Regions from separate parts of the Homo sapiens genome. Here region 2 is linked to region 1. Evidence: chromatin loops called from intact Hi-C (ENCODE). Cell type or tissue: heart left ventricle. All regions are shown on one strand. Links, peaks and the distances in the headings refer to the core of each region. The heading gives the core; the rest is flanking DNA. Region 1 has its middle 110 kb from the start of PIK3R1. Region 2 overlaps LOC105379013 (a long non-coding RNA gene).

Region 1 (16,109 bases), core at 5,504-13,503:
GTGTGGTGGCATGTGCCTGTGGTCCCAGCTACTCAGGAGGCTGAGGTCAGCAGGGGATTGCTTGAGCCGGGGAGATGGAGGCTACAGTGAGTCATGATCACACCACTGCCCTCCAGAGTGGGTGACAGGGCAAGACCCCATCTCTAAAAAAAGAAAAGAAAACAATACAGAGAAACTGGCGCTGCCCTTATTCCACTATAAAACTCTCTCTAGGCATTGATTTGCCTTTAGGCATTTTCCAACCATTAGTTTGGGCCTTTGGGAAAAAGATCAAAGGTTTTGAGGTTTCCCCAAGAAGGGATGATGAATGTTCATTGACTCATCCACAGTGTCTCTCTTGTTCCCTGTCTGAACCCAAAAGGAGGCATATAGGAGACCACTTCTTGGAAAGAGGTTAGAGTCTGTGGTGGGAGAATTACAAGATAAAAGGTCCACGGAGGGGTCAAACCACCAAAGTTGACCTCAGCTCCTTATTTTAACCAACTGTGCCAAATTCTGACCAGCTCCCTGGTCAGTGGGGGGCTGACCTCCACTCCCCACACATCCTAACACATGTTTCCTCAGAGTGCCCTGAATTGAACAAACAGAACCTCCAAACTTAGAAATGGCCAGTAGCCTGTAGGCGGCAGACTCATGCCCTTCTTCAACTTTGACCACAACTGTGAGTCAGTGGATAAAACTGAGTCTTTGCCAAGTATCCCTCAAATACTAACTCAGGAATTCAGCAAGATCTCTAAGATGGATGGCACAGAATATTAGGTTCAGGTTTCCAAAAAACCCATTATTACCTGATTGCTTTTGTTTAGCAAGGGAACATATATACATATTCCTGTGTGAATATGTATTGTTGACCTGGAAATTGTAATTAGAAGATTTCCAATCTCACTTTCTTAGTCATGCTAACCTCTGGTGAAGAGTCTTCAGCTTTGCCCATGCAACTGATCAAAGCTGGAATACCTTAACACTCATTTCAAAAGAATTCAGTTCTTCCTTTTAAGTACTGCTAACTTGGGCTCATGTCTAACTTGGATGAAAAGAGTAGGATGCTATTGACAGTATTTCCTTAAATTATATTTCTCATTATTCCTGATAATTATGATATTAACAATATATTTATTAGTTGACAAGATGCGATGGTCCCTATGTACTTTTACTTAGAGAATTATAGAATTTTATGTGAAGAAATTCTCTAGCCTACATGCTCCAGTTTTCTTGGCAACATTCTCCACTACTGTCTTTCACCCTTGAATGCTGCTCTTCCAGAGGCCATCTGTAGCAGGTATTGCTAGTGCCCCAGCACATCACCTCAGCGCACCTTGGATTTCAGTCACAGCCGAGACCAGACTCACTTTGAGCTGATAATGTCTCACATCAGCTGCTGGGTGCCCCAACTATGTCTACATCAGCCTAAGACCTTCTCCCAAACTGCTTACTATGCAAGTGTAGCCCTCAAGTAAACCGTCCATCTGTGGGCTTTGAGGCAGTGTGGCAGTCTACCTCCCCTAAGGGGGTTGATTCCAGGAGGCTTCCTGCAAGATTCTCAGAGGTCTCTGGATAATGCATGCTTACCTGGCTTCTCTTTTTTTCCTGTCTTATTCCCCCTGTCCCCTCTTTTTCATTACTTGGGGTCACCTCCCAAATAAGTAGGTTGCATTCAAGCCCTTACCTCAGCCTCTAACTTTGAGGGAACCCAAACTAAAATACAATCTATTCCACTGTGGTCAGTAAGCATGTGGACTTTGGACATATACTTCCTGACACTAGCTCTGTGGCCCTGGGAAAGTTTCTTAAACCTCTCTGTGCCTTGGTTTTTTTCATCTCTAAAATGGGGATAATAATAGTATCTACATTAATATAGAAGCCATTGTTTCAGAACTTTTCCTTATGGTGAGGTGAAATCTGTCCTCCTGTAAATTTCATCCTTTGGACAGAAATGGCCAACAGCTTCAGGTCACAGCAGCTCAGCTGGTTGAGATGAGGAAATGAGTTACCATTTACTGGGGTTTCCTGAATCACTTGGTAAGTCATTTCCTCTGGGCCTGGCTTTGGCTTAGTACTAAGACCATCGGAAACAAGAAATTCTTCTCTTAGAGCTTTAGTGCAAAGAACAGTGATGGGGCAAATAGATTATTTTAATAACACCTCTACATGAATGGCAGTTAACTGTTATAAAAATACTAATAAATATGCTATTGAATGCAATAATTTTCACCTTTTCAATTCTTTTCTTTTTAGATGCAGCATTATAAATATCATCAGAATATAAAATCTAACCTCCTGACAACCTGAGTTTATTACGGTAAATGTTCTATTGATAACATCTGCTTCCCTTTGATACAGAGCCTAACACTATGTTTAGATTTAATTTGCAAGTATAGAAAGTAAGTTTCAAGGAAGTGATGAAAATCAGAGACTGAGAGGCCACAATGGGTATTTGTTCAGGTCACTGAGTGGCAGATGATGTGCGTGAGAAGGAATACAGGGAAAATATATGAAATTGAAATTTTAGGCTCCTATGAGCCCTTCCCATACTTACCCAACCCTCACTTTGTCAAGCCTCTTTACTGCAAGTATGGTCCATGGGCCAGCAGTGTCAACAACACCGTGGAGCTCAATTACCATTCTATAATTTATACTTTTAATATTTATCCGTAGCAAGAAATAGGGCTCTAGCACATTTGTTTTCTCATTTTTATTATGGTGTAAGATACATAAAGTTTATCATTTTAATCATTTTAAGTGTACATTTCAGCGGCATTATAGGCATTCACATTATGTAATCATCACCACTATCTACTTTGAGAACTTTCACTTCCCCTAAACAGAAACCCTGTATCCACTAAAAAGTAACTCCCTATTACTCCATTTCTCTAGCCCCTGGTAACCTCTATTTTACTTTCCGTCTTAGCTTATTCGTTCTTAATTGCTATACTGCATGTCTTCAATAAATACTACACATATTATCTATTCCTCTATTGGGCTAAGATACTATATTTGTTTTCCATTACTGCCAGAACAAATTATCACAACCTTAGTGGCTTAAACAGCACACATTTATTATGTTGCAGCTCTGTAGTTCCAAAGTCCAATATAGGTCTCACTAGGCTAAAATCAAGGTATTGGCAGGGCTACATTTCTTTCTGGAGGTGCTAGGAAAAAATCCTTTTTATTTTGTCTTTTCCAACTTCTAGAGATTGTTCTCATTCCTCGTCCTATGCTCCCCTTCCTCCATCTTCAAAGGCAACAGCATGACAGCTCCCTGACTCTACTTCCATCATCAGATCTTTTTCTCTGACCCTCCCCTTTTGCTTTCCTTGTTCACTTTTAAGTTGGACAATTGTGGTTACATTGGGCTGACTCAGATGATCTTCCTCTTTTAAGGTCAGCTGATTTGGTAAGCTTCATTCCCCCAGCAGCTGTATCTCCTCTTTGTCATGTAACATAACACATTCACAGGTTCTGGGGATAAGAATATGAACTTCTTTGGGGAAGCCATTATTTTGCCTGTCACAGTTACTAAAACAATATTGCAGTTGATATCCATATATATACATCTTTCTATTGGTGCTCTCATGTGAGAGCTCTCTGGGCAATACATCTACAGTAGAATTTTATTTTCCTCCTTTACTCTTTGAGGTCTTTTTGGAGTCAGATTTGTCTTTATTTTGGATACAACGCTTGCTGAGACTGACCCTAAGGGAGCCCAGCTTTGTTCAGGTTGCATATGGAGGAGTTGGCCTCTGCCTGCAAGGCCTGGCCCTTGTATGTACTCCCTCACAAGTTCATAGTTTGAAAGCTTTAAGATCTATAGTGATAACTAAGAGAAAGGCGAGAAAGTACTGCAAAAGTCCAGGGAGGAGTTAGAAGCAATGATGTCTAGGCTACATGCCAAAAGAAGAGCTGTCTCTGGGATAAGGGAAATTAGAACCATCACTAGAGGGAGGAGAGTTGGCTGGAGGGCAAGGAGGTGGCCCTGACAGCTGGCTCAAAATAAGCCTGGAGGTGTTCAAGCCCAGGATATGTGTCACATGTGTGTGTGTGTGTGTGTGTATGTGTGTGTATAAGTCATGTACAATAGACCAGGTGCAGCCAGAATGCTTTCCCTTTGGAACTGATGTTATAACAAAGATGCTGCTTTTGATGAAAATATTTCTGGAATTATATTAAAACCAAAAGCACATTCTTTTGACTATCATCAGAGCAGAGAAATCACCTTTTGAGAAAAGTTTTATTTTGAAGATAACCAAAGGTAATTACAAGTCAAGTCTCATAAAAGAAGCTACCAACTGAATCACAACATTTCTGGTCAAAAAAGGAAGAAAACTGATTTTCTTACATGACTGTAGAGCAAAGTGTCCACCCATCCTTGCCACCCAGTCTGGGTTTTTTATGATTATCTCAATGTAATTTATTATAACACCCACTGTTTTTCTCAAAATGCCCCAATGTGCTTGATACATTATTATACACTATCCTGATGGCAATTTTGAAAAAGAGGTAACAAATATATAAGCAATGATAAGATTTTGGGATTAGTGCTCAAGTTGATAATGTGACTGCTTTTAAGAACACATTGATATAAATGTACAAGTTCTGGTATGTTTGCTTTCAAAAATACGCAAATAAACCACCCTCTATACTTTCCTTGGCTTTACTATAAATTCATGAACACACAGCAGGCAATAGAGTTGTGATATGACCATGACTGGCAGCAAACCACTCTCCTTCCCTTTTACACACTGTCAGAATGAGTTTTTATGAATTTCCTCCTGCATATTGTCCTTGATATTATTTACTGTAACTAGGATTTATCTCAATAATAATGCGAGGAGAAAATGAAGGAGCTTGTGTAGTATAACATATTCTGGGTCCTATAGTCCCACAGGAATGGCCTTGACTAGGGGCATGGTTTTCTTCTGGGGGCCAGTATAAAATCAGAAGTTGTGGGTTGAACCATGACACTGTAATGAGAAAGTTGTGAGGAGAAAGCGTGAGAACTATTGCTGTAATGTGGGCAGATTATTCTTGCGCAATGCCAAGCACTTAATTCCATGCACACGCTATCTTCCTTCTCATATTGAGGAAAGATATACTGGCATCATTTATAAATATGATCTCAGTCATTATCATAATACACTTTCCCAAAAGCCAGAGAGGGCAAAAATACTTCGTGGGGACTTGTCAATATTGATATAACATCATAAAATTGTATTAGAAACATGAAGACATAATAATGACACTTCGGACTATTTTAAGCTAAAGAATGTAAATAGACAATGTTTCAAATAGAAACCCTTCTGATATCAAAAATAATAACTTTGCAATAGGCTGTATATCTGAGGGTTCTGTCAACAAAGAATATCAGAATAGAATCACAAACCATAGTGATAAAACACAGAATCAAAATTAAACAGTTTCAACTGTTTTTATTGAACTCTTTCCTCCCAAGGAGGTCAACATAATAAAGATGTTTGATTATCTTCCCAAGCTGGGCTCTATTTGAGAAGGTAGTATAGGCAAGACTGGGTCAAAAGAGGGGTGGGGAAATCAACAATTGATAAACAAAGGTTTCCTTTTTTAATTTAACTTTTATTTTTAGTTCAGGGATACATGTGCAGGTTTGTTATACAGGTAAACTAATGCCATGGGGGTTTGTTGTACAGATTATTTCATCACCCAGGTGTTAAGCCTAGTACCCATCAGTTATTTTTCCTAATCCCCTCCCTCCTCCTACCCTCCGCCCTCTGAAAGGTCCCAATGTGTGTTGTTCCCCTCTATGTACCCATGTGTTCTCATCATTTAGCTCCCGCTCATAAGTGAGAACATGTGGTATTTGGTTTTCTGTTCTCGCATTAGTTTGCTAAGAATGATGGCCTCCAGCTCCACCCATATTCCTACAAAAGACATGATCTCATTCATTTTTGATGGCTGCAGAGTATTCCATGGTGCATATGTACCATATTTTCTTTATCAAATCTGCCATTGATGGACATTTAGGTTGATTCCATGTGTTTGCCATTGTGGATAGTGCTGCAATGAACATACATGTGCATGTGTCTTTATGATAAAATTATTTATATTCCTTTGGGTATATACCAAATAATGGGATCACTGGGTCAAATGGTAATTCTGTTTTAGGTCTTTGAGGAATCATCATGTTGTTTTCCACAAAGGTTGAAGTAATTTACATTCCCACCAACAGTGTGGAAGCAGTTGAACAAATATTTCTTGCATGGCTACCATGTGCAGGGCACAGCAAAGTGGTTGAACATATGGGCATTATATCTACCAGCTCCACCACTTACTACACTCAAACGACCAACTTACCTTTCTCTGTCCTAGCTTCCCAACTTAATGTGGGACTAATGACAAGACCTTCTTCATAGGTTTGTTGTGAGAATTAATCCATATAAAGCATTTACAAAGCGAGTGGCATAGAGCAAGCACCCAAATAGTATAGTTAGGAGGAAACAATAGATCTGCAGATAAAAACACAACTGCCCAAGTCAGGTAGCATATCGTAAATATGAATGGTAACTGGCAAATTACAGGAGGAAAGATCACTGTGAATTAAAGGCAGTGGGGTTTGTCCAGAGTCTTAACATAGAGGGAGGAGGAGAGGTGCTTGTTAAGAGCATTTCAGGAAGGCCAGGATGCAAGTGTCTCATGTTCATATGAGAAGGGGATGCAATAAACAAGCCCTTCTGGCGGAAGCATTGGGTTCATGCAGGAGAGAAGTGGGAGAGAGGTGGTAGAGGTGGTTTGGGGTTAGTTTGTGAGAAGCTTAGATTTTAGCCACTTCTGGTTTTTAGGACAAGCTCGTGGATTGGTGTAAGTTGTGCCATTGGAAGCAGATTGGGCAGGGACCCTCCAGCCTAGAGAAAAGATGACCTAGACCATGAGGATCAACTGTACTGAGCCTTTTGCACTGCAACAGAGGTCAAGTGTGGGGGTCTGGACTAGCGGAAGGCAGCCAGAAGAGAAAGTCTCCTGTGGATTCAGCCTGATATGAGAGGACTCTGCTAAATTTGTGCTAACTGATCCCAAGGGACCTTCTGGTGCACAGGGAAGGACAGAGACCGAGGTCCAGCTTGGGTTACTAGAAAGGAGAGGTCTTAATAAAATGACTAGTGCTTGCACTTACTTTTTTCTATTGAACAAGAATATTCTCAGAGTGACACTACTTATTCATCACAAAACAATATTTGGTACCTACTTGTGCTGGAGACATTCAGAAGAAATTAAAAAAAAAAACATTATCTAAGGTCCCTAAGGATCTCAAAATCAAGATGAGGGCAAGGGAGAGGCAGTGTTTGGGAAGAGGCATTTGTTCAGAAGGGCAAGTATGTGGCCTCCCGTTGTTAAGTAAGTTTCCAGTGAATAATGTGGATGAAGTATACTACTGGAAGGCCAAAAGAGATTCCTACAGGCTGCAGTGGTTATAGGAGCCTGATTTGGTTATTTGTTTTATTATAAATTAAGATGTTTTTATTTTTAGAGAGAAAAAGTCCAGTAGTTGGTTAAAGTGAAGACCAAATTACAAAAATAAAATTCAAAAATGTTACTTATATTTTCGGCTCTTATGCACATTAGACTTGAATGTGCAAAGAGATTTAAGAATAATTAACATTCCTTGAACACTTATTTAGTGTCTGGTACTATGGTACACTATTTACATATCAGCTTATTTAATCCTTACAAGCTGTTAATTAGGTACACTATATTATCTTCATTTTACAAATGGGGAAAGAGAGGCTTGGAAAGAGGCTATTTTATTTCTCAAAAGATTGGCTTTGCTGGAAGCATTATTACTGTCCCATGACTAGACTCTGACCTGTCATTTCTTTTGTTTTTGTTGCCATTTCCACCACCCTTTTGAAACTGATAGCCTTATGTTTAGGTAGCTTCAACTGCTGGGATCCTTACACTCCCACTGAAAGGGAGCTCAGAGGCACTCAGTGCAGATTCAGTAATGGGTGTCTCACACCATCATAATTGTCCCAGATTTGATCTACGTGTATTGTTTCAGCATTTCTATCAGCCACTGCTACTAGCACTTCCTGCGTTGCCCCCAGTCCTGGCCACCTGTTTTGCCAGGGAACACCTGTGTGGTGGTCAGGAAGCCGACTGCCTGCAGAAGTTGATGAGGCATTTCTGCTTGGATCTGGTGCCTTCCTCCACTCCTTGATCATTGCCAAAACGTCCTGCAGCTCTTTATAACTCAGTCACTTCCAGCTCTTCATCTTACTAGCTGTGTGATCTGGCTAAGTTGTTTAACCCTCTAACCATCAATTTCCTTACCTATAAAATCAGAATAATAATAGTACCTACCTTGTAGGGCTGTGAAATTAAGTGAGTCATGTTAAAGCACTGAGAATAATGCCTGGCATATAGTTAAGTGCTCAATCAATGTTTATTTATTACTGTTTCCAGAACTTCTCAAGTGTTCATTGGAAATATTGGGCAATAGAGTCAAGCCACAGATTAAAAATAATAATTGTATATAAGAACAAATTGTAACATGGTTATAGAACAAGACTGACAAGTGATTTTTTTTTTTTTTTTTTTTGAGACAGAGTCTTGCTCTCTCTCCCTGGCTGGAGTGCAGTGGTATGGCCTCAGCTCGCTGCAGCCTCTGCCTCCGAAGTTCAAGTGATTCTCGTGCCTCAGCCTCCCAATTAGCTGGGATTACAGGCGTGTACCACCACACCAAGCTAATTTTTGTATTTTTAGTAGAGATGGGGTTTCACCATGTTAGCCAGGCTGGTCTCAAACTCCTGACCTCAAGTCATCCTTCTGCCTCAGCCTCCCAAAGTGCTGGGATTACAGGCATAAGCTACCACACCTGACAAGTGACTATTTTACAAGTAAACCACCATGTTATCATTAAGCAATAACTTTAGTTTTTTTTTTTTTTTTTTTTTTTTTTATCACATAGGAAGTAAAGCAAAAGGGAGGACTGACAGGGTTGCAGAGAGAAAGTGCAGCACCCCATTATTTGCATGTGAGTAAAATTGTCAGAAGTGTTGATCAAAGTGAAGTCTGAGGACCACTTGCTTAGGCACTTTAAAAAATGTAAATGCCTGAATTCTACTGATTCAGAAGCCCTGGGAATTGATTTCTTCTTTTTCTTCTTCTTTTTTCTTTCTCCTTCTCTTCTTCTTCTTTTTCTTCCTCTTCTTCTTCTTCTTCTTCTTCTTCCTCTTCCTCCTCTTCCTCCTCCTCTTGCTCCTCCTCTTCTTCTTCCTCCTCTTCCTCTTTCTCCTTCTCCTCTTCCTCCTCCTCTTCCTCCTTCTCCTCTTTCTCCTCCTCCTCTTCTTCTTCCTCTTCTGTCATCCATTTCTGCTTCTTCTGCTGCTGCTGCTTCTACTTCCTCTTCCTCTTTCTCTCCTTCTCCTTCTTCTTCCTCTTCCTCTTCCATCCTTCCTTCCTTCCTTGGTTTCTTCTTGAATAGGTGCACTAAGTGATTGTTAGGCACTTGAAAGTTTGATTTGCATCCATCCAAGGATGGAAAAAGAGCATCCCACTAGGGTCAAAGTGGACTTGCAGCTAGACAAAAGCAGGCCTGCATGTTGAGATTTGATAAGACAATCCCAACTCCTAGGCCTTCAGGATGTCAACTGACCAGAGAGATAATAATGAGCTGGCTTTGTACGACATTTAAATTGAGTAAAGAACATTTGTCATTTTAGGATCAACCTTGCCTGATATCAACTCTGTAGAACACCCGGTGATCAAAGGGCATAGGGTTTACCAGCAGCAGAGTAACAATGGCAAAGCCCACTTTCATCTCAAAACTCGCTCCCTTAATAACAAGAATTACAAAAATCAGCATCACTTTCTTTCTCATGACACTAGAAGCCAAATAAAACCCTGAAACACAAGATATGGAGACAAAAAGTGAACGGAAGATTGCTGAATGACTTAGCTAAACAGTACAAGAAAAAACTAGGAATCTATAGAGGAAGAACTGAATTAAATAAACTCATCTGTGGGATGCTAGAAAGGCATCAAAATTGGTAACATCACGTATTGTAAAATATAGGAGGAGACTGGGGGCGGGGGATACTGGAAAAAAAATGGGATAGGGTGTGGTTAAAAGCTATATAAAAACTACTTAAACACCTGAGTTCCACCCCCATCCTGCAGTTAGAAAAATCTACTCCTCTCCCTCTCCCTCTCCCTCTCTCTCTCCCCACGGTCTCCCTCTCCCTCTCTTTCCAAGGTCTCCCTCTGATGCCCAGCTGAAGCTGGACGGTACTGCTGCCATCTCGGCTCACTGCAACCTCCCTGCCTGATTCTCCTGCCTCAGCCTGCGGAATGCCTGCGATTGAAGGCGCGCGCCGCCACGTCTGACTGGTTTTCGTATTTTTTTGGTGGAGACGGGGTTTCGCTGTGTTGGCCGGGCTGGTCTCCAGCTCCTAACCGCGAGTGATCCGCAGCCTCGGCCTCCCGAGGTGCCGGGATTGCAGACGGAGTCTCATTCACTCAGTGCTCAATGGTGCCAAGGCTGGAGTGCAGTGGCGTGATCTCGGCTCGCTACAACCTCCACCTCCCAGACGCCTGCCTTGGCCTCCCAAAGTGCCGAGATTGCAGCCTCTGCCCGGCCGCCACCCCGTCTGGGAAGTGAGGAGCGTCTCTGCCTGGCCGCCCATCGTCTGGGATGTGAGGAGCCCCTCTGCCTGGCTGCCCAGTCTGGAAAGTGAGGAGCGTCTCTGCCCAGCCGCCATCCCATCTAGGAAGTGAGGAGCGCCTCTTCCCGGCCGCCATCCCATCTGGGAAGTGAGGAGCGTCTCTGCCCGGCCGCCCATCTTCTGAGATGTGGGGAGCACCTCTGCCCTGCCGCCCCATCCAGGATGTGAGGAGCGTCTCTGCCCGGCCGCCCCGTCTGAGAAGTGAGGAGCCCCTCCGCCCGGCAGCCGCCCCGTCTGAGAAGTGAGGAGCCCCTCCGCCCAGCAGCCACCCCGTCTGAGAAGTGAGGAGCGTCTCCGCCCGGCAGCCACCTCGTCCGGGAGGGAGGTGGGGGGGTCAGCCCCCCACCCGGCCAGCCGCCCCGTCCAGGAGGTGAGGGGCGCCTCTGCCCGGCCGCCCCTACTGGGAAGTGAGGAGCCCCTCTGCCTGGCCACCACCCCGTCTGGGCGGTGTACCCAACAGCTCATTGAGAATGGGCCATGATGACAATGGCGGTTTTGTGGAATAGAAAGGGGGGAAAGGTGGGGAAAAGATTGAGAAATCGGATGGTTGCCGTGTCTGTGTAGAAAGAGGTAGACATGGGAGACTTTTCATTTTGTTCTGTACTAAGAAAAATTCTTCTGCCTTGGGATCCTGTTGATCTGTGACCTTATCCCCAACCCTGTGCTCTCTGAAACATGTGCTATATCCACTCAGGGTTGAATGGATTAAGGGCGGTGCAAGATGTGCTTTGTTAAACAGATGCTTGAAGGCAGCATGCTCCTTAAGAGTCATCACCACTCCCTAATCTCAAGTACCCAGGGACACAAACACTGCGGAAGGCCGCAGGGTCCTCTGCCTAGGAAAACCAGAGACCTTTGTTCACTTGTTTATCTGCTGACCTTCCCTCCACTATTGTCCTGTGACCCTGCCAAATCCCCCTCTGCGAGAAACACCCAAGAATGATCAATTAAAAAAAAAAAAAAAAGAAAGAAAAATCTACTTCTGGAGAAACAAATTACCTTCGCATCTCTTTTGTCAGGAAACTCTTGGATGATGTACTGACCAAAACAGGGAATAACCTAACAGAGAGGAAGACCGGGATTTTAGGAAACCGGAGATCACACAGGAAGGAGGTAAAGGGAAATCCCAGGATGATGGCAAAGGGAAGTCCCCAAACAACAGCTGTGCAACAAGAATAAAGAACAATCAGAGGACCTCTTGAGCCCAGAGGTCAAGGCTGCGGTGAGCCAAGGTCGTTCCACTACACTGAAGCCTGGGCAACAGAGTGAGACCCTGTCTCAAAACAGAAAAGGACCTATCAGCCCCAAGTGGAGCAGAACAGAGGGATTTGGGAGGAATGTCCTCAGAAAAAGATATTAAAACACAGTTATCTGATGAGTTTGAAGATGTAAAAAGTTCTACTGAAAGCCATTGTACATAGCGATAGGAAGACATGCCATAGATTAAAAAAATAATAACCTAAGCAAATCAAAATTAGGTAACAAAAGTCCAGGAAAAACAAAAGCTTATAGATGGGAAATGTAGACAGTATACATCGCTTAACTTAGAAATGAGCCATCATCGAAAATAATAAAAACACTGATTATGAATTTAACAAAAAGTTGTGGTGATAATTATAGTGAAGGATATGAGAGCTAACATGCTCATTTACCATAAGAAGAACTAAATAGATTATGCCAAAATTATAAACCAAGATATATTAGTATATGAATATTGTTTAGGACTAGAGTGGTACATACCAAAGATACACCTCAGAAAATTGAAAGTAGCTGCCTCTGAAGAGTGGGACAGTGAAGGGTGTGTGCGTGTGTGTATGTGTGTGTGCACTTGGAATCCATAGTTTTATTATAAACTTTCTTGAAGGAGAATATCATAATACCATGTCTTTTTTTTTTTTTTTTTGGTAGAAACTTGTTTGCACTTTTTTTCCAGGCTAGAGTGCAGTGGCTATTCGCAGATGTGATCTTAGTGTACTACAACCTAGAACTCCTGGGCTCAAATGATCCTTCCATCTCAGCCTCTCGAGTAGCTAGAACCACAGGTGTGTGCTGCTACACCCAAGAAAAACTGCTACAGTTGAAATTCTAATGCCACTACTTACTAACTTAGTAACTTCGTGACCTTAAGAAAGTTACTGATGCGCTCTGTGTGCCTCAGTCAGTTTTAACATCAATATAGTGGGGATGACGCAGATAGTACTCAACTCATAGGGTGTGCTGAGAATTAACTGAGACTATCCTTGTAAAACATTTAGTTCGGCGTCTGGCACATAGGAAGCATTTGATGCATCTTATCCATTATCATTTCACTTTTTAAATTATATTCATGTATTACTTTGATAAGAAAAAAATGTAATTTAAAAGAAAGCAGGGCTGGGAGCAGTGGCTCATGCCTGTAATCCCAGCACTTTAGGAGGCCAAGGCAGGAGGATCACTTGAACCTAGGAGTTTGAGACCAGCCTAGGCAACATAGGAAGACCCCATCTCTACAAAAAAGTAAAAAATTAGTCAAGCATGGTGGTACATGCCTGCAATCCCAGCTAATTGGGAGGCTGAGGCAGGAGGATCACTTGAGCCAGGAGGTCAATCGAGACTTCAGTAAGCCATGATCACACCACTGCACTCCAGTCTGGGCAACAGAGCAAAACCCTGTCTCAAAAAAAGAAAGAAAGGGAAGGAAGGGAAGGGAGGGGAGGAAAGAAAATAAGGAAAGAGACAGGGAGGAAGGAAGGAAAGAAGGAAGGCAAGAAGGAAGGGAGGGAGGGAGGGAGAGCAAGCAAGCAGATAGGGCAAAGAGAGATCTCTGACAAGGGAGCTTTCGGGAGGCTAACTACACCAACCCCGAAGCTGCATTCCAGTTCACCATGCCTAGAAAAAGACACTAGATGAGTTGTGGTTCCTGTGAAGTAAGAGGGAGGGAACAAGGGTGTGTGTGTGTGTGTGTGTGTGTGTGTGTGTGAGAGAGAGAGAGAGAGAGAGAGAGAGAGAGAGAATGAAGCTTCCAGATTAATGCTGCTATTAAAAAAGGATTTGTTTCAATAATATTTTCATTAGCTTTCCTGTGTTCAGATATGCAGAAATAGTCCCCCTTCTAGCCCTGTTTCTTTGAAGGTGGGCAAGAGGACAGCCTGTGGATTTCTTCTGATGAATTGTTCAGGTCTTGGCATGGTCCTCTTAGCGTCTTCGTGGTAAGAATGTGTGGATTTACAGGCCTGAGGATGATGAGGCTTCCTGCAGCCCTGTCATCTCTCTACTTATCTAGATGAGGAAAACGACAAGTTGGGATTGGAGATACACGGAGCTCACTCAGGTTGTTTTCCTGAGTGTTGTCAAATCAAAATAGCTAATTGGTACGTTTTCCAGCTCACTCTAGGTGCAATTGGCTGAAAAACAGCCATAATAGCTGATACAGCTGGAACTTGATTGTGTTTCTCCTGGAGAGGGCTGTCTGTAGGGCTCCTATTAGCAGCACATAGCATCTGCTGACTTGCTCTGCTCTGAAGCTTTTCAGGCCAGCACCTCTCTACTCTAGGCTGTCCTCCTGGGGACCCACTGAATTTGAGGTGTCTGGAATAGAGCTTCTCTTACTTACTGCCCCCTCAGAAGGTGTTCATTGATGTCCCTGAAATGCCACTCCCTCCACAAAACTGTACCCAGCACTGACCACTGGAGATTAGTTCCTTACTTCTTCTTATCTGGACTTGGGACTTTGAGGTCCTCCTCCCTCCTTCTCCACCCCAGCTATTCACTTAGCCTGGCTCCCTGCCCTTTGTGCACTTATCCATGACCTAAATGGGTAAATTCTTTCCTGTCTATTCACCATTGAATGTTTATTTTAGGCTCAGTGACCTATCTTGTCCATGTTTTAAATTGTGAACGCCCAAGGGTTAAGGGTTGCATTTCTTTGCAGTTCTCTTGTTGCAGTGTTTGATACAGCAATACTATGTTTTGAATGTTTATGTATTTCCAAAATTCACGTTGAAACCTAATCCCCACTGTGGTAGTATTAAGAGGTGCAACTTTTAGGAGGTGATTAGGTCATAGGGTCCACACTTGTGAATGGGATTAGTGACCTTATAAAAGAGGCTTGAGGAAACCTGTTTTCCCCTTCTGTCAAGTGAGGACACGTAGAAAGAGGGATAGATCACCGGACACTGACTCTGCTGTTGCCTCATTCTTGGACTTCCCAGTTTCCAGAATTGTGAGTAATAAATGTATCCTGTTTATAAGTTACCTGATCTAGGTGTTTTGTTATAGTAGCCCTAAGAAACTAAAACAAACATGTAGGTGTTTCTGCAGCTGCTTTCACAAGTGAGGAAGAAGTGAAGGATTCTAAAGCCCCAGTAGTGTTTGGAAAAGTAAGAGAAATATCTGGATTTGGACATGAGAATGAGAAGGTCAAGTTCAGGGACTAAGCAGCATTTTGCAGCGCATTCCTTCAAAGATTGAAGTTTGTGTGGAGAGTCACTCATTAAATAAGGAGTCCAAGGCTGCTGAACTCCTTGGGAGGATGAGCGAGGTTCACTTGCTGACCTTTGGTGAGTCACTTCTACTGTGGTCTTTTGATTTCCTTATTTTAAAATGACAAGAATAATAGTTTTACAGGGGTGAGAGAAGACTGAGGAATGTTTCAGAGAGCCTCCAAGAACTGGGAGTTTAAACCTCAGTACTATAGTGTCACTTTGGTAAACGTGACTGAGAGGGGAAAGAGGTGATTAACTTTAAGGTCATCAGAGGTGGGCTGGCATTTATTGGTTCAGTCTAGAACCTGGAACACCAAGCCAGAGGGAAAGTCAGAGAGCAGATAAGTCAAAGCTTCTGTCAGCCATTGAAAGCCAGAGGCAGGAGCACGCTTGAGGCATCGTTCCGTGTCAAAGACAATGGCAAACATGCCCATGCAAACTCACCACCTTCAGGGGGCATGGAAAGCAGCTTTCTGATTACTCTTATAGTTTTCTATTTCTGCTGCAACCAATTAGAACCATACAAGTTTATCACCTTAACATCTGAGAGGCAGAAGTCCAAGATGGTTCTTATGAGCTAAACACAAGGTGTTAGAAGAGCAGCATTCCTCTGGGAGGCTCTCAGGGAGAATGTGTCCTTGTTTTTTCAAGCTCCTCAAGGCCTCCTGTACCCCTTGGCTTGTGGCCCCACTGCTCATCACTCTACCCTCTGCTTTTGTCCTCATATCTCCTGACTATTGTCCTCCTATTTCTTACATGGTCTCTTGTGATTACATTCCCCTCTACCACCAAATATCCAGAATATTCTTTCCATTTAAAGATCCTTAATTTAATCACATCCAAAAAGCTCTTACCAAAAAAAGTACCATATTCAGAGGTTCTAGGGATTATGACCGTGGACATCTTTTTTGGGGGATCATTATGCAGCCTGCTACAACTACCCAATGAACTT
Region 2 (16,109 bases), core at 5,102-13,101, 96 kb before region 1:
CCATTAGTCAGTAGCAAGAGCTGCAACATTTCTACAGGTACTAAAGGATGTGATCAGAGCAGGGAAGATGGCCAACAAGATGATGCCACTCTAGCGGGTGCCCATCCAAATCATAACCCATGAATACTGCGGCTTTATTATCTTGGACAACAGAAAGCTGATCTTGTAATTGGATGATCACCCCTGCTTGCATGCTTTCGAGTAGTTACGTATGACAAAAGGAGCTACTGGTTTTGTGATGATGGGTTTCTGGGTAAACCCTAGATGCAGAAGCAGCTTTTAAGCATAGCAGAGCAAGAGTCAAATGGTTCTGAAAAAAGTTTTAACTCTGAGATGACTTCTCCCCGCTTCTTTCACTCTACCCTCTCAATCCTAGAGCAAGTGAGCAGAGTAGGTAAAGCTGTTTCCTCCAGAAAGATGATCCATATTTTAAACAGCTCTGTGAATGGGGCACTAAGACTCAGAAGATCTGGTTTTCAGTTCGCATTCTGCCTTTAACTGGTCTTGAAAGTTTGGGCAACTCAATTATCTCATGGAGTCAGTATTTGCATCTGTACAGTGGGGATATGAATACCTGTCTTACCTACACGGAGCTGTAAGAGCAACAGAATGTGAGCTGGCATGATGTTATTATATGTATCACCTTGGTTATTTTAAAACATGCTTGATGTATTAGCCTCTCTGTTTCCTCTTGAGTTTTCCTGCAGAGATGTCTTTTAAACCAAGCATCACTCTCCCAATCAGAGACAGGGCTAACTAGATAGACAAATGAGAAAGAGAAGTCGGGGATGGGATGGGAGCACAGCCAATGCAGAAACAGTCATGTGTATTCTTCTAGACAGGTGAGCAGAGACATTTTCAGGATTTCAGGGGGGCAGGATGGAGACATGGGGGAAGCTTCTGGGTCAGTTCTTGATGGTGTGGCTTCAGTATGTAGATGCACACATTCTCCTCTAAGTCGAAAAGAATATACTGGGGGTTTCCATTCTTTTGGATTTTCCAGGCTTCTAACGACCTCCACCATTCCCAGTCCAGAGGAGGTCATGGGATGATAGAAAGTGGGAGCAACCAGGGCATGTGCCTTTTCATTTCGCAGTGGAGGGGCTGAGGCTTGGAAAGAGGGCCTGGCTTAGGGAATACAGACTTCAGCTCAGAAAATCTAACAGGAATTCTCTTCTGTGACTGCTAGACAGGCTTGAAACTACTTAGCAATATTCTGATTTTTTTTCTCTGCAATATCAATAAGGGTAAGCACCCAGTGCCTTCTGGCAGCACCCCCAGAAGCTGCCACCTACAGGACTCCCTTCCCTGCTGGCCGGCCCATGGGCACCCTGTGAGGTGAGCCAGGGCTGCTTCCCAGCAGAGGAAGGCCGAGCCACCATGCAGCCCTGATTTGTCTGTATGAAGGGGCAGAAATTGATGGCCCACACAGCTCGAGCTTTTGCATTTGCGAGAGAAAAATGTCTTCGTAAAAACAACAAGAACAGCAGCCTGAAATAAAAGAAACAAATGGCATCCAGTCAGAGCCCAGGTTCCCTTCCAAACCCACACCCACACACACCCCTGCGCCTGTTTCATGCTTCTCAGCATGAGGCGCTGCCTCCAGTGCTTCTTTCAAAATACTGCTGAGAAAGTGCCACAGGACTGTCACGTCGACAAACTGTTCAGTCCCCCGTTTGAAGCTGAGAGGTGCCAGGCAGAAACTGGGTTCAATTAGACATGATGGAAAAAGGGAGAGGCCCTCCCTGGCCCTCGCTCAGGCCCCTGAGGTGTGCATTACATCTGGCACAAGAATTGCCCAGAAGGGAGGCCCTAGGCTGCCTAGCGGTTCCCAGGTCTTCTGCCCCACTATCAGCTTCTCCCTTGCTTCTGCCTAAGCTATCAGGAGCCTGCAGGCAGCCTGGACCTTGGGGCTTGCACACATGAGCTTCAGGTCTGATTAGAAAGGAAGCTGGGCTCCTTCTTCTTTTCTACTGAGGCCTGTTTGGAGAGCATCCTGGCCAACACATGCGTAGGGGATCACAATGCATTACTTAGAATCCCTCCATCCTGGCTTGTGCCTCAAGTCCTTCCCTTCTGTTTCCACACGCCCATGCACGATTTTTTAGACTTGAAGAAAATTAATTTGTATTTATAACTAAAAGGATACAGCACTTATAAGTGCAATGGTCAGTATTTTTTTCTGCCTCATTTTCTATCCGATATTTTCTGTGATGATTTGACTTTTATTTGTATATTATAAAAAGCATCTACTGGGCCAGGTGTGGTGGCTCATGCCTGTAATCCCAGCACTTTGGGAGGCTGAGGCGGGCAGATCACTTGAGGTCAGGAGTTTGAGACCAGCCTGGCCAATACGGTAAAACCTTGTCTCTACTAAAAATACAAAAATCAACTGGGTGTGGTGGCAGGCGCTTGTAATCCCAGCTGCTCGGGAGGCTGAGGCAGGAGAATCGCTTGAACCTGGGAGGTGGAGGTAGAAGTGAGCCGAGATCACACCATTGTACTCCAGCCTGGGCATCACAGTGAGACTTTGTCTCAAAAAAAAAAAAGCATCTACTGTGTGTCTCTGAATTTCTTAATAAGTATTTGCAAAACAAATCATACATTTCAGCTTGCAAACTAAAAAAAAAAAAAAAAAAGGGCAATATGTGCTGGATTAGTTAAATGGAAATGGCCAGCCTTCAGTAAAACAAATGCTTATTAAGCACCTACTATTTGCCAGTCCCTGTGGGAGAACACAAAGATGTGGAGACACAAAGATGAAAAGGCACATGCCTGCCTCCTAAAAGTTTAAGTTATCCTCAAACTTCCACTCGATGTGAGAACACAAATGATTCTTAACAGTGTTTAATTCCCAAATGAATTTTTTAGAGGAATGAGGATGTGTGAGTATCTGTATACATCTATACAAGTGTCAGGGATCTAAATGTGTAGCTGGCAGCATTTAGAAAAGAACAGGCTAGATGCAGTGGCTCTTGCCTGTACTCTCAGCACTCTGGGAGGCCAAGGTGGGCAGACTGCTTGAGCCCAGGAGTTTGAGACCAGTCTGGGCAACATAGCAAGACCCTCTCTAGACAAAAAATTAAAAAGTTAGCTGGCATGGTGGTGCACACCTGTGGTCCCAGCTATTTAGGAGGCTGAGGCAGTAGGAGGACCTGGGATGTCGAGTGTAACAAGGCTACAGTGAGCCTTGATTGCGCCCCTGTACTCCAGCCTGGGTGACAGAGTGAGACCCTGTCTCAAAACAAACAAACAAAAACAAAATAAAAGAAGAACAAATCCACTTTACCCAACTACAAGCTGTAAGCTCTCACAATGCTCAGGTCTAAGTACATGATGTATTTATTTCCTAGATACCTACTGTGAAGTGTGGAACAAAGCCAAGTTCTATTACATATTTGAAAAATCCAGGTGACAGGAAGAGGATACAAAGATGGAGTAAGCTCCCCGTGTCACCTCGTGGGAGGTAGAAGGGATCAGGGTAGGGAGTTAACAAGAAAACTAAGAAAGGGATGATGAGACTGAAATGGAAAAGTAGATCAGTGATTGCCACAGTAGAGTGTAATAAAAGCAATATAAGATCTTCTCTTTCTATTTATGTTCGTTAAAAAATAAAAGACATTAGGCTTGACTACCATTTAACAGATTGTCCGTAGTACATGTGTATAATGTGTGTGTGTATAAACACGGTGTAAGGAGCCTGACTGTCTGAGATTGTATTGTGCCGAGCCTAAGTTAGCCACATGGATGGACAGAAGCCATGTGGAGGAGCACCAAGGCACCACACAGGTGTGGGAATCCTCCTTAGATCTTGTAGCTCAGCTAGCCACCACCTGACTATAGCTGAGCGAGTGACCCAGCCATCCTCACTGGAACAGAAGAGCCAGCTGAACCCTGCCTGAATTCCTATGCCACTGATTATGAGAAGGAGTAAATTATTGTTTTAAGCCACTAAGTTTTGGAGTGTGGTTTGTTTCACAACAATAGATAACAAAACGATCATATTCTTACAGTTTGGTAATTAACCCTAGAGACAAACATATTTATCAAGATTTCTCTCTTTACATGATGGCACCTTAAATGTGAAAAACAAAATTCTGATGGTCAAGAGTATGTAGTCAATGAAATCTGACGGCTAGGCTAAGCCCAGAAAACAATGAGGCAGCCACAACAAATTAACAAAGTATTATTTTTAAAAATTTATTTTTGAGACAGGATCTCACTCTGTCATCCAGGCTGGAGTACAGTGGTGGAATCTCAGCTCACTGCAGCCTCAACTTCCTGGGCTCAAGCAATCCTCCCGCCTCAGCATTCCAAGTAGCTAGGACTACAGGCACTCACCACCATGCCCTGTTAAGTTTTGTATTTTTTTATAGAGACGGGGTTTCACCAGATTTCCCAGGCTCATCTTGAACTCCTGGACTCCAAGAGATCCTCCTGCCTCAGCCCTCCAAAGTGCTGGGAATTCAGGCATAAGCCACTATGTCAAGCCCAAAGTATCGCCTTAAAAGAGAAGTTGCATACAGTACAGAAGACTTAGAGTGGGAGGTATTTTACAATAATCAGGAATCTATGCACAGGTAATGTTTTTTACCTCTTCCTTTGGCAAAAGTTTTATCCCTTCCAGCCTTTGGAGTTCTTTCTTTAGCTGTATCTGACAGCTTCTCTGTTACCCTCTTCCCTTTTATTATTGGGGGCTGGATGCCTGGAAACCACATTTTCCAGCATCTTTGCCAACAGAGTTCCAGATCATATACTGACATGAGATTAAGAAGGTACAAGAGAGGTAGAAGCCACATAATGCTACTCTGCAGAAGAGAGCAAATGTGTGGGTTTCAGCAAATACCAGATTTTGTATTGGCTCCCCGACATCTCCCTGTGAATCATCAACGTCAGTGTTAGAAACAGATGATACCATCACCAGCAGTTTCCTGTAGTCCCTGAAACCTTCTGTCTCTGAAAGCTAGCAGCAAATTTGAAAGTTTGTGGCTTTCCCTGAACTTCCTTCCTTGAACTTTCACCCTTGACCTTTCATAGCCCTTACAGAAGTTTTGTATGCATCCACTTCCTTGTATTAAGTTCTTTTCCTGCCTGAAATACCTAGAGTGGTTTCTGTTTTCCCTTCCTACTTCTGATTATATAAGTCCAAATCTCATTTAGACTTAATGAAAGTCAAGATACAGAATTTCTCTTTACACACACATATGCATTTTACAAACAGCTACAGACCTCCATAAAATGTGCAATGTTAGGCCAGGTGTGGTGACTCATGCTTGTAATCCCAGTGCTTTGGGAGATTAAGGTGGGAGGATTGCTTGAGGCCGGGAATTTGAGACCAGCCTGGGCAACATAGCTAAACCTCGTCTCTACAAAAAATAGAAAAAATTAACGAGGCACAGAGGTGCATGCCTGTAGTGCCAGCTGCTTGAGAGGCTGACGTGGGGGGATCACATGAGCCTGGGTGTTCAAGGCGCAAATTTTATTTAAAAAAAAATAAAATTTGAAACAGAAATACACATAATACAGCATAAAGGGGGATGCATATGGAGGAATCATAGAATGGAAATAAGAATTAATAAAAGATATAGTTGAGGCTCTATGGAAAGGGAAAATTAGTATTTTTCCTTCCAGTTAATCAAAGTTTTATAGGTAGGGTTACCAGATTTAGCAAAGAGACAACAGGTTACCTAGCTAAATTTGAATTTCAGATAAACAATATTGTAGGCAGAATAATATTCCACAAAAGATATTTATGTTCGAATCCTTGGAACCTATGACTATATTATGTTACTTGGCAAAAGGGACTTTCAGATGTGATTAAAGATATGAACCTTGAAATGGGGAGAATAGCCTGGATTATCCAGGTGGGCCAAATCTAATCAAATAAGGTCTTAAAAGTGGACAACTTTTGCCAACTGCAATCAGAGAGAGATCTGACTAAGGAAGAAGGATCAGAGAGATGTAACATTGCTGGCTTTGATGATGAGGAACAGGCCATGAACCAAAGAGTGTGGGTGGCCCCAGAAGTGGGAAAAGGCAAGAATACACATTGTCTGCTAGCACCTCCAGAAAGGAATGGGGGCCTGCCCTGTTGACACCTTGATTTTAGCGCAGTGAAATGCGTATTAGACTTCTGAACTACAGAACTGTAAGGCAATAACTTTGTGTTGGTTTAAAGCCACTAAGTTTGTGATAATTTACTAGAGCAGCAATAGAAAATGAATACAAGCAACAGAGAATTTTTTAGTATGTTTGGTCCATGAAATATTTAGAACACGCTTATCCTAAAAATTATTTCTATTTTGAAGTTAAAATTTGACTGAATACTGTATTTTACCTGGCAATCCATTTTATAGGAACCTGAGATTCCAGAGCTCTTGTACATCTCTGCCTCTATCTATCTATTCATTTCTATATCAGTTTGGGGAACTTACTATGTTGCAGGCAGTAAAAATAGGCAATTTACCTATGGTATTTCATCTAACTCTCACAACTCTTTGGTGTAGGCACTAATTATTGTGCCTGTCTTATAAACAAGGTAACTGAGTCTATGCAAGGTTAAAGAGTTTGTTCGAGGTAGTACAGTGGAGGAGCTGGGGGTGGCTCGGGTCTGTCTGAGTGCAAAGCCCATGCCGCTAAGCTCTGTGTCTACCTGGCTAGGCTGTCACTTCATTCCTCAGTTTGCTTTCATTCCCAGGGCCCCAAAAGTTAGCCTCTATTGTTGCTTCCACATTCTCCCCACCCACTCTCTCCCATAGACCAGTCATCTGATATCTGTCCCCACCTCTTTACAACAGGGAAACTGCTTTCTCAAAGGTCACCGATGGCCTCTAATCTGCCATCATTTCTTAGTCATCCTTCTCTTGACCTTCTCTGTAGCATGTGGCTTTGTCGTCTCCCTCCCCACACATGCACCGAGCTTTTCTCTTGTACTTCTCTGAATCTCTGATTATTGCTTCTGTCTGCTTACTCATCTCATTCTCCACAGTGGTATGGGAAGCCTGGTTCTGTTCTTCCTCACTCTCATTTTCTCATTTTAAAACTCCCTTGGAAATCTCACTCATGGTCAGGCTTCAACTTCCATCTCTGCTGATGATGCCCCAATGTTACCTTCAGGCCTGCTTTCTCTCTCTCCAGCTGTCATCTCATATTTCTACAATTGCCTGCTGGACAACCCCAGACAGACAATTAAAATCAGGCCCACCTCCACCCCAGCTTACCTGCCCTTCCTCCCCGGTATGAAGGGTCTGGTGCTCTCCAGATATGGGGTCTGAGTCCATTTCATTTTTGACTCTTGCTTTTTTTCCCTAAATGAAGTAACCGAGTAGTTCCTGGTCCCAGTGTGTTGTTCATGATACCTTTTGCATTCCTTTCTTTCTCTCTCTGGCTGCTCCCACTGGTCGGGCTCCTGTGGCCTCACACTTGGACTGCAGCCTCCTAAGGTCCTTGAGCTTGCCACAAACCTGGGAGACATTACAGCCTGGGCTTCACTCTCAAAACAGATTCAGCCCCTCCAAGATGGGGTCGAGGCCACAGATGTTTGTAAGTCTCCCCAGGTGTGTTAGCTTTCTATGGCTGTTGTAGCAGATTACGACCAACTCACTGGTTTAAAAGAACACAAATTTATTTTCCTACAGTTGTAGTTCTGTAGGCCAGAAGTCCAAAATGGGTTTCACTGGGGTAAAATTAAGGTGTTGTCCTCCGGACGCTCTAGTGGAGAATGCATTTCCTTTCTTTCCCCATGCTTGTTCATAGCCCCATCTCGTTGCGTTTTCTCCCCCTACTTCCCTTGTCACTCAGCCTTCTTCCTCTGGTGTAAAGTCACATCTCCTTCTGCCTCCCTCTAGAGGGATATTTGTTATTACATTTAGGGCCCACCTGGATAACCTGGGGTACTCTCCTCCTCTCAAGATCCTAAACAACATCAGCAAAGTCTCTGGCCACAGAAACAAACATTCACAGGTTCCCAGGATTAAGTCCTGGATAACCCTGGGGGCTGGTGTCAGCCTGTTACCTCAGGTGACTCTAGTTGGCAACCAAGCTTGAGAACTACTTTTGTGACTGAGCATCCTTTCTCCGTGCTTGTCTCTCAATCCTCTTGCTAGCCATCGTCTTCACACACCCTGTGTCTTATGACATGCTTCTGAGTGCCACCACAGTTCCCCTCTGCCCTTAGAACACATCGCAAACTCCTCAGCCTAGAACACAGCCCAGCTCGCACAGACATGAGGACTCCTTACAGACACGTTATGCTCTACCGCTCTCCCACATAAACGCTCGGCTTCAGGTAAACTGGTTTTCTCAGAATATACTTGGCATTTGGAAGGGCTTATTTTGTTGGTCCTGTTTCTCCAACGTTAAGCCTTTTCCCATCCTGCTCTGCTTACTCAGAGCTAACCCTGGTGTCAAGACATGTTAGCTTCCTCAGGCTGCTGTGATATATCAGACTGGTTGACTTGAATGGCAGAAAGTATAATCTCACAGATCTGGAAGCTAGAAGTCTGAAATGAAGGTATCAGCAAGTTTGGTTTCTATGGAGGGCTGTGAGGGAAGGATCCATCCAAGGCCTTTCTCCTTGGCTTGCAGAAGGCCATCTTCTTTCTATATGTGTCTCTTTCCAAATTTCCCATTTTTATAACTAACCAGTCATATTGGATTAGGCCCATCCTAATGAACTCATTTTTAACTTGATTATCTCTGTAAAGACCCTATCTCCCAATAAGGTCACATTCTGAGGTACAGGGGGTTGGGCTGTCAACATGAATTTGGGGGGATACAATTTGACCTGTAACACTAGCCTATCATAGTCCTCTTTGTTTACTGCTGTCTTTCCTCCTCTGCACCACAGGCTGAAGTTCTCTCCCTCGTTTAAACAATACAGCTATCCCTGTCCATTCATTTGGAAAAAGGACACATGAAGCCTTGATTGCGTCTCTTTGGTTGTTGTCTTTGAACAATTTGTGCATGTGTGGACGTGCATGTATGTGTGTTCTCTCCAAATAGAATATGAGCTCCTTGAAGATAGCCATTGCATCTTCTTAATCTCATTGTGCTCATGATACCTATGATGCATGTGTTTGGTAAATGTATTTTTTTTTAATTTCAGAAAACTTGAGAGTTTAGTTTGGGGTGAGGAGTGGACAGATAAATGATCTGATATTGTATAGCATTGGATGAGCGATCTCTTCAATATCTTTGTTGGAGAGAATCTAAAAGAATGTGGTCAGGTGGCCTGGTACCTCAAAGCTACAAGCTGACCAAAGAGAGGAGGAGAGAGGAGAGAGAGAAAAGACAGTAAAGTCTCTAGATACTCAGATGAATTCATGTAAAAACCGGCTGAGTCCGGTTAACAGTATTTTCATCAGCATCATCCCTGACCTCAACAACCCTGGCCCTACCCTCCAGTGACAGCGTGGTGCTTTGGAGGGCTTATCAGGCTGACACAGGCACCCCGAGTCAGGCACTCTGCCAACACCTTGCTGGGTGGCCTTGCATCGCCCTCTGTTTTTTGAGTACTCCTCTGCCTACCAGGCAGAAACGCCCTGGTCACTTCCACAGAAGCAGTGTACAAATTAGTGAGTAGGGGACTATCAGGTGGGGAAATGTAAAGAGTTGTCAGGATTTATGTCCTTAGCGTGAGAGTCTAGAGAACCAAAACTTGAGGAGTCTCCCATATTAAAAAGATGTGCTGGAGCACACATGTGTGTCACTCCTGCAGAGAGGAATATAGCCAAGCCCCATTAAGAAAATCATGAGGCAGAGACTTGAATCAACTTCTATAAACTTCTTTTACCTTGAAATGGCTCAGAATTGTAAACACCTGTATTTCATCTGGATTATCTGGACAAATCGCTTAGCCGTTCCTGCATCCCACCCCAGTCTCCAGTGGGACCCTGTGGCTTCTCTACACTTATTTGACATTTCTAGGCTCCAGTTCCTGCTTCTTTAGTTTCAGCTTTGTTTCTCCTTATCATGCCCAGGTCACACCAGCTGTCCCTTCCTGGTGTTGACTCTGGGAGAGATAGAAGCCTGCTCCAGCTTCATCCCAAGCTCCCCATAGGTGGGGGCTTTCCAGGGACTTTTTTAGCTCGATGCCCATATCAATTTCACAACCTCCCGAGGGGAGCCTGGGCCCCCAGGAATGGCTACCTCCTCTGCTGCCATTCTTATGTGTTTACCAAGTCTCATGTTGGTCTCCTCCTTTCTTGCTGCAGCTGCCACACTCAGAGAAGGAAGAGGAATCTTCAGGCATCAGATGCTTGCTTGAGTGGGCTGCCTTTCCCTCTAAGGGCTCTGAGAGTGGGGTCGGGTTCTTCCCCACGGCCTCTAGCACTACTGGAGCAGCTGGAGGTTATTTTTGCAGTAGGGGCATTAAAGGAACAAGAAGTACAGTTGCCCAGGGCTTTCCTCCATGTGTGACTGCACAGGAGGTCAGAGGTTAGGGTGGAGCAGGGCAGGCTGAGTCAGCTCCGTGGAAAGTGAGCTGGGCTGCTGTCAGCCTGATCCACATACTTTCTCAAAGCCCCCTCCGTCTGCTCTTTCCTTTCAACCTCTAAGCTTATTCCCAAGAGACTATGGGTCTGGATTATCTCATTTTAGTCCACCAAGCTGTTCAAACAGCTCTTAACATTTGACCTTCCCTCACCCTATCTTATGCAGATTTGGAACATAGTTTCTTTCTCTGTTCTCTATCTAAATGATCTACCTAGCTTTAATATGCATGTGCTATAAATTCTTTATTGTTCGTGCATAGATGTAATCTCTCTTTTTATATGTTAGTATATCTTTGTGTAATCATCCATATCAGTGCTATGGCAACATAGTGAGATCCTGTCTCTATAAAAATTTTTTTAAAAAATAGTCAGATGTGGTGGTACATGCCTGTACTTAGGAGGCTGAGGTGGGAGGATCACTTGAGCCCAAGAGGATGAGGCTGCAGTGAGCTGTGATTGTGCTGCTGCACTCCAGCCTGGGTGACAGATTGAGGGCGGTGGGTGGGGGAAGAGGGGAGTTAAGCAATTTGCTTCATACCAAATTGCGTTCTGTAATTTTAGGTTTGTATGCAAGGAACAGAAAAATCCAAAATTAACAATCTTAAACAAAATAGCTCAAGAAAAATGAGTGGGTTTCTCTCGTGTAAAAGAGTGGAAAAAAGCAGCACTGGGTGGGTAAGGGGGATCTGCTCCTGGAAATCCTCAGAAAATAGTTCACCGTGCTGTTACCTGTATAGTGTGGCCTCATTATCATAGTCCAAGGTGGCATCTGTTTCCAGGCAGCAGGAGGGGTGAAATGTTGAAAAGGCAAAGAGCATATGTCAGCCAACTCTCATATGAGGGTCCCAGAAGTTGCTCTAACATTTTTGCTTACTTCTCATTGACCAGGACTTAGTCACATGACTACACTTAGCTACAAGGGAGGCAGGGTAACGTGGCAACATGGTCTTTATTTAGGACAATCTTGTGTCTGCTGAAAATTCTATTACCAGAAAAGGTGAAAATGAATAGTAGAGGACAACTGGCAGGCTCTGCCACAATTTTTTAAAAAAATAAATTTTGGGGGGCGTTTGGTGGAATGAAGACTATGTATTTCTAAGAAGCAAACCAAAGATTTGTCCCTAAAGTACACATCATTACCTGTCCAGATACAAACACACGAATTTATATATATGTAAATACTTGAGCAATAGAATTATATTTTAAGTCAAGTAGACAGAGTAAAGAGTTTATTGGGAACATTTTTAAGCTATTTCTATAAATAGGAATGACTTGTCCTGGAATGTTTCCTTCAGGATTGCAATAATCTTCTGAGCCATTAAGTTAGTCAATGACCTTGAGCAGCTCAGCTAGGCACCAGATGATGAAATCTCTGATATCTCTGGGGTCCCGGTTGGCAGAATCATTTCAACTTAGTGCTAGGGAACAATGGCCCATGGACTAGCAAGTCTGCATATTCCCTCATAGAAGAGTAATCTATTGCGGGAGACTTTGACACCTAAGTTTCGGCAAGCTGTGGGGAAAGTATGAATACATGTGTGTTGGTACTTGTGCAGACTGGAAATCTGTCTTCAGGAATTAAATGAAGCACTGCATGAAATAAGGCACTTAATAGAAATTTCTGGTGCCTTTGTCGGCAAACCTATCCCTTGGGTGATGGTCTCTATCCAACAGAAATCAAAATAAACTTTTGGGTTTTCAGGTTAACTTTTTTAAAGGGGCATAAAACATTTTTATTTAATTTTGTTCTTTTCTCTTTTCTGTATCAAACAAGAAATGATTTTTTTTTTTTTTTTTTCCACCAGAGGTATTAAAATGCTGCAAGGGAGCAGCCTCTGGCTTGACCAGAAACACATAAACTTGAAACTGTGAATGTTGGTTTGCACATATGTTAAGTTAAAAGTAATGATATATTTTCAAAAGTCATTACATTTTTTAAAAAAACTTTGTTAGCTAAAGCAGAAAAGTAAAATTCAATTAGGAGCACACCTTAGCAAAAAAAAAAAAAAAAAAAAAAAAATCTTTTTACCTATGATGATCACATGCTTTTATAAGGGTCATCTCTCCACAGTCCCATAATCCCATTATAAGAGCCCTCTACAGTACATTTCTGAATGCCAAAAAGTTATTTTATTAACTGTGCTTAGACGAATCTATTAACAAGGTCCAATAGTCCCAGGCAAAACAACAAACTAGGAAGATGTTGTGCAAACATGGATGTGTTCTCTAATGTGTAGAATTTCTGTGATAGTTTTGGCTTTGTAATTTTGTACATTACTACAAGCAGTTCTGGACATGAAACAATTACCTTGTAATTGAGCTCCGCTACTCAGTTTCTATGTCTGAATTTGCATTTATGTTCCTATCCCTTTAGCATTACTGAAGACCAAACGGCATCATAGCATGATGAGTAGAAGCAGCATTCACAATTTAAATGAGGAAACTGAATAGTGAAGAAATTGAATACCCTCAGCAATTGGCAGCCCAGTCATGCCTTGTTCAAAGACTCAGTCACAGTGGTCAGCATCAAGACCCTGTGGCTAGCAAACATGTTAGTGGGCACCCATCTTTGTACTCCAGCACATCGAGCAGTTCATAAGGGGGCAGTACAGGTAGTTACAAAAAGACAGTGGAAAACTCCTTATTCAGTGGAATTCAATGGGTTTTTTCCTGCTAGTATTGCATTTTGAAACACAGTTTTAAGTGGCCCATGAACCTAATTGGTTTAAAATGAGTTAATTTTTTAAAGAAAAATAACAATAATGTCTTAAATAATGCCTTATCAAAAGCAAAAGAATCAAGTCCAAAAAATGAGACATAAAGCATGCAAATGCATTTGTCTTATTAAATCAATCTAGATGACTCTGTTTCAGTAAAACAGAACCATCCTTATTAAATTACTTTTGCTAATTTGAATTTATAGTTTTTATAGCTTATTTCTTTGGGATTTAGAGTTGTACTACAGGTGTGTACATGTGTTCAGTACCTATAAGCATTTTCGTAATTAAGTAAAATGATAAAACACTGAAAATCCTGAAATGTCAAATTTTTCCTTTAAAAAGAGACCATACAAATAGTTTGCAAAACACAGACCAAAAGGGTAATTTTCAGTGTCTCCTTTGTCTACATTTCAGCATCATTTCCCACCAGGACTTTCAGACCCACCTGCTTCCCTCCCACAATTCCTCCCACAATTGTTAAGGAGCCCCACAGCTGAGCCCAACCAGCCTGAGCCTCACCTAACTCAAAGTCACCCTTTCTGAGTAGGAGACAGACTTTAACCCTAATGAGCACTGGTGAAATGTCAGAAGGTTAGTTTAATAAACAAGGTACAATAAATGAAGAACATTAATTTATATTCAACACCAGAAAGCAGAGATGAAGCAGGTGTCAGTCGGCCGAGGGCCAATCCTATAGAGTGATCATTTAATACATTGAATTGGAAATGTCATTGTAGCAACTGGGGCACATAAGAAGGGTTCTTTTGAAAGTTTCCAATAATCAAATTTAATGTGGCCTATTATAATTTTGAGTCTTTCTTAAGGCTCACAAATTAAATTTGTTATCCATTTGTGTATATATTTTACTATCAAACAGCTTTTCATTTTCCTTGACTTTAATGGGCCCATTCTCCTCTCATTCTTTGGCTATACCCATTCCTGCCTTTATTGTCCCCAAAGCCCATTACCTCTATATGTGTACACTTAAACTCATACACACACACAGGCACACACAGTCCTTGGGGAAAGAAGGTGTTGATAAAGTGTATAAAATACTTGGGAGCAACAAGAAGCAGAAAAAAACTGAAGTCAAGGTGAGAGAAAAATTAAATGCATTTTATTTTCTTTGGATACCAAGCAGAAATTTTTTAATTACATATTTTAATTCATGACTTTGCTTTTCTCCTTCTGGAACACAGATGTGGTTGTTGAGCAGCTTTCTCTTCTGTCTCACCTTATTAACATCCTGAAATAATACAACCTTCAGCCAACCGCTGGACTGCCTGAATTGTCTTTTTTGCTGGAGATCTTGAGTCTTACAGGTTATGAATTGCAGAGCCAACATGAGAGGACACTTCCTTTTTCCCGCCCTCGCAGGAAGTTGTTACACACTGACACTGGGAAGGCTGATTTATATCAGTCCCCTGGGGAAGGATGCTTAGTTGACAAAGACAAGTAGAACAAACAGAATTTGGCCCGTGACTTGGTACTGTCTGAGTTTTGTAGTGAGGAAAACAGAGCATTCATTTGTGTACCTTCAAAGACATTCTCAAGACACACTATCCCTTAAATTTGCAAGCAAGTAATTTGTATTATCAAAGGCTTTCTGAGGAGTGATCTACAGAGTAACCTTTGGGGATGTTAAGGCAACCAGGGCCAGGCTGGATTTTTCAGAGGGCACATGGTTTCCTCAGCACTTTATCAAAGTCTGTCAGGATATGGGCAAACCTCCCCTGATAAGTTGGCTCTTCAGTGTAACTTGAGCTTGTTTCTTCCTTTCAATGTTCTAAGGTTGCCTTTTAAGCAAAAAAATATGAAGAAGAATTTGTAACAAGGGTTTTCAAGCTTTACATTTTTTAGTCTGCTTAGTTGGACGCCAAATAGGAAGGGGTTTATATGTAAGTATAACAATAAAAATATAAAGTTCACAGCTAAGGAGCGCTAACTAACATTTCCTATAGTGACAGTACAATAGATAGGTTTACTTTATATAGGAGAAGAGAAAAGATAAGTCAATAAACCTCTGTAAGGGTCAGATATAAAATGAAGATAGTATTAAACTTGAAGGCTGAGATTATGTAAGTGAGTCACTTATTACAATATTGCATATATGAATAGCTTTCGTGAGTATAGTTGTATCAGGGAGCCCTTGCTTACTTAGTTATTTGAGAAAACAGCCATTTATTCAGCTTATTGGGGCCGCAATCAGCATAGTGGTTCTTCTTGTTTTAGCTGGGCTCCCTCAGGAATCACAAGTCAGTGACAGATCAACTAGGTATCTTGGCTTCTGGGATATGGCTGGCTGTTTCCTGGGACAGTGGGACCAACGGCCCACAGGTCTCTCAACCTCCAAGCCAATCTGAGCTTATTCACATGGGGATTTCAAGGGTCCAAAAGAAAGAAAGACATGTAAGACCTTGAGCCTAGACTCAGGACTGGCACATTATCATTTCTACTATATTTCATTGGCCAAAGTGAGTCATAAAGTTAGCCTAGATTCAAAAGGTGATCAAGATATTCACTTCTTACTGGAAGGAGCTGAGAAGTCACATGGCAAAGGACATGGATAATGGAGGCATGAAAATTCGTGGCCATTTTTGTCATGTACCAAAATAAGCATATATTGTGTCATGTAATTATATTTCTTTATACTTTATTTCACAATGACTTTGTTAGCTTATAGCAAACACAAATACAATGATATGGTAACATGAACCTAATTTTGAAATTAAACTAGGAGTAATATAAATTAGAGCAGGGGGCCAAAACCACAGTTCTTATAATGAAGAACATGCTACTGTCAACAGTGAAGTCTTCATTGAACCTTTCAAACCTTGAGATGCCAGGCTTAGCCCAAAAGCCTATCAAATAAGATGATGACATGAAGTGAGAGAAA

The links. Hi-C counts contacts between places; a loop is a spot of excess contacts. Peaks named below come from ENCODE experiments on the same cell type or tissue, not always from the same donor. Only the 100,000 strongest peaks of a DNase experiment are listed, where the experiment ranks them.
Region 2: a loop joins it to region 1, with 2.0 times the contacts of the local background. A loop is called at or near these places in 2 of 110 quality-filtered maps.

Annotation. Positions count from the first base shown.
Region 1 is chr5:68,318,655-68,334,763 of GRCh38, reverse strand. No RefSeq gene overlaps it. Among named protein-coding and RNA genes, the nearest start is that of PIK3R1, 110 kb to the right of the region's middle. In heart left ventricle, for the core only: no CTCF peak of the experiment used is centred there; no DNase peak of the experiment used is centred there.
Region 2 is chr5:68,414,154-68,430,262 of GRCh38, reverse strand. It overlaps LOC105379013 (a long non-coding RNA gene), which reads left to right. Exons shown (of 5, transcript XR_007058804.1): 5 at 1-3,951. Among named protein-coding and RNA genes, the nearest start is that of PIK3R1, 210 kb to the right of the region's middle. In heart left ventricle, for the core only: no CTCF peak of the experiment used is centred there; a DNase peak (open chromatin) is centred at 9,452.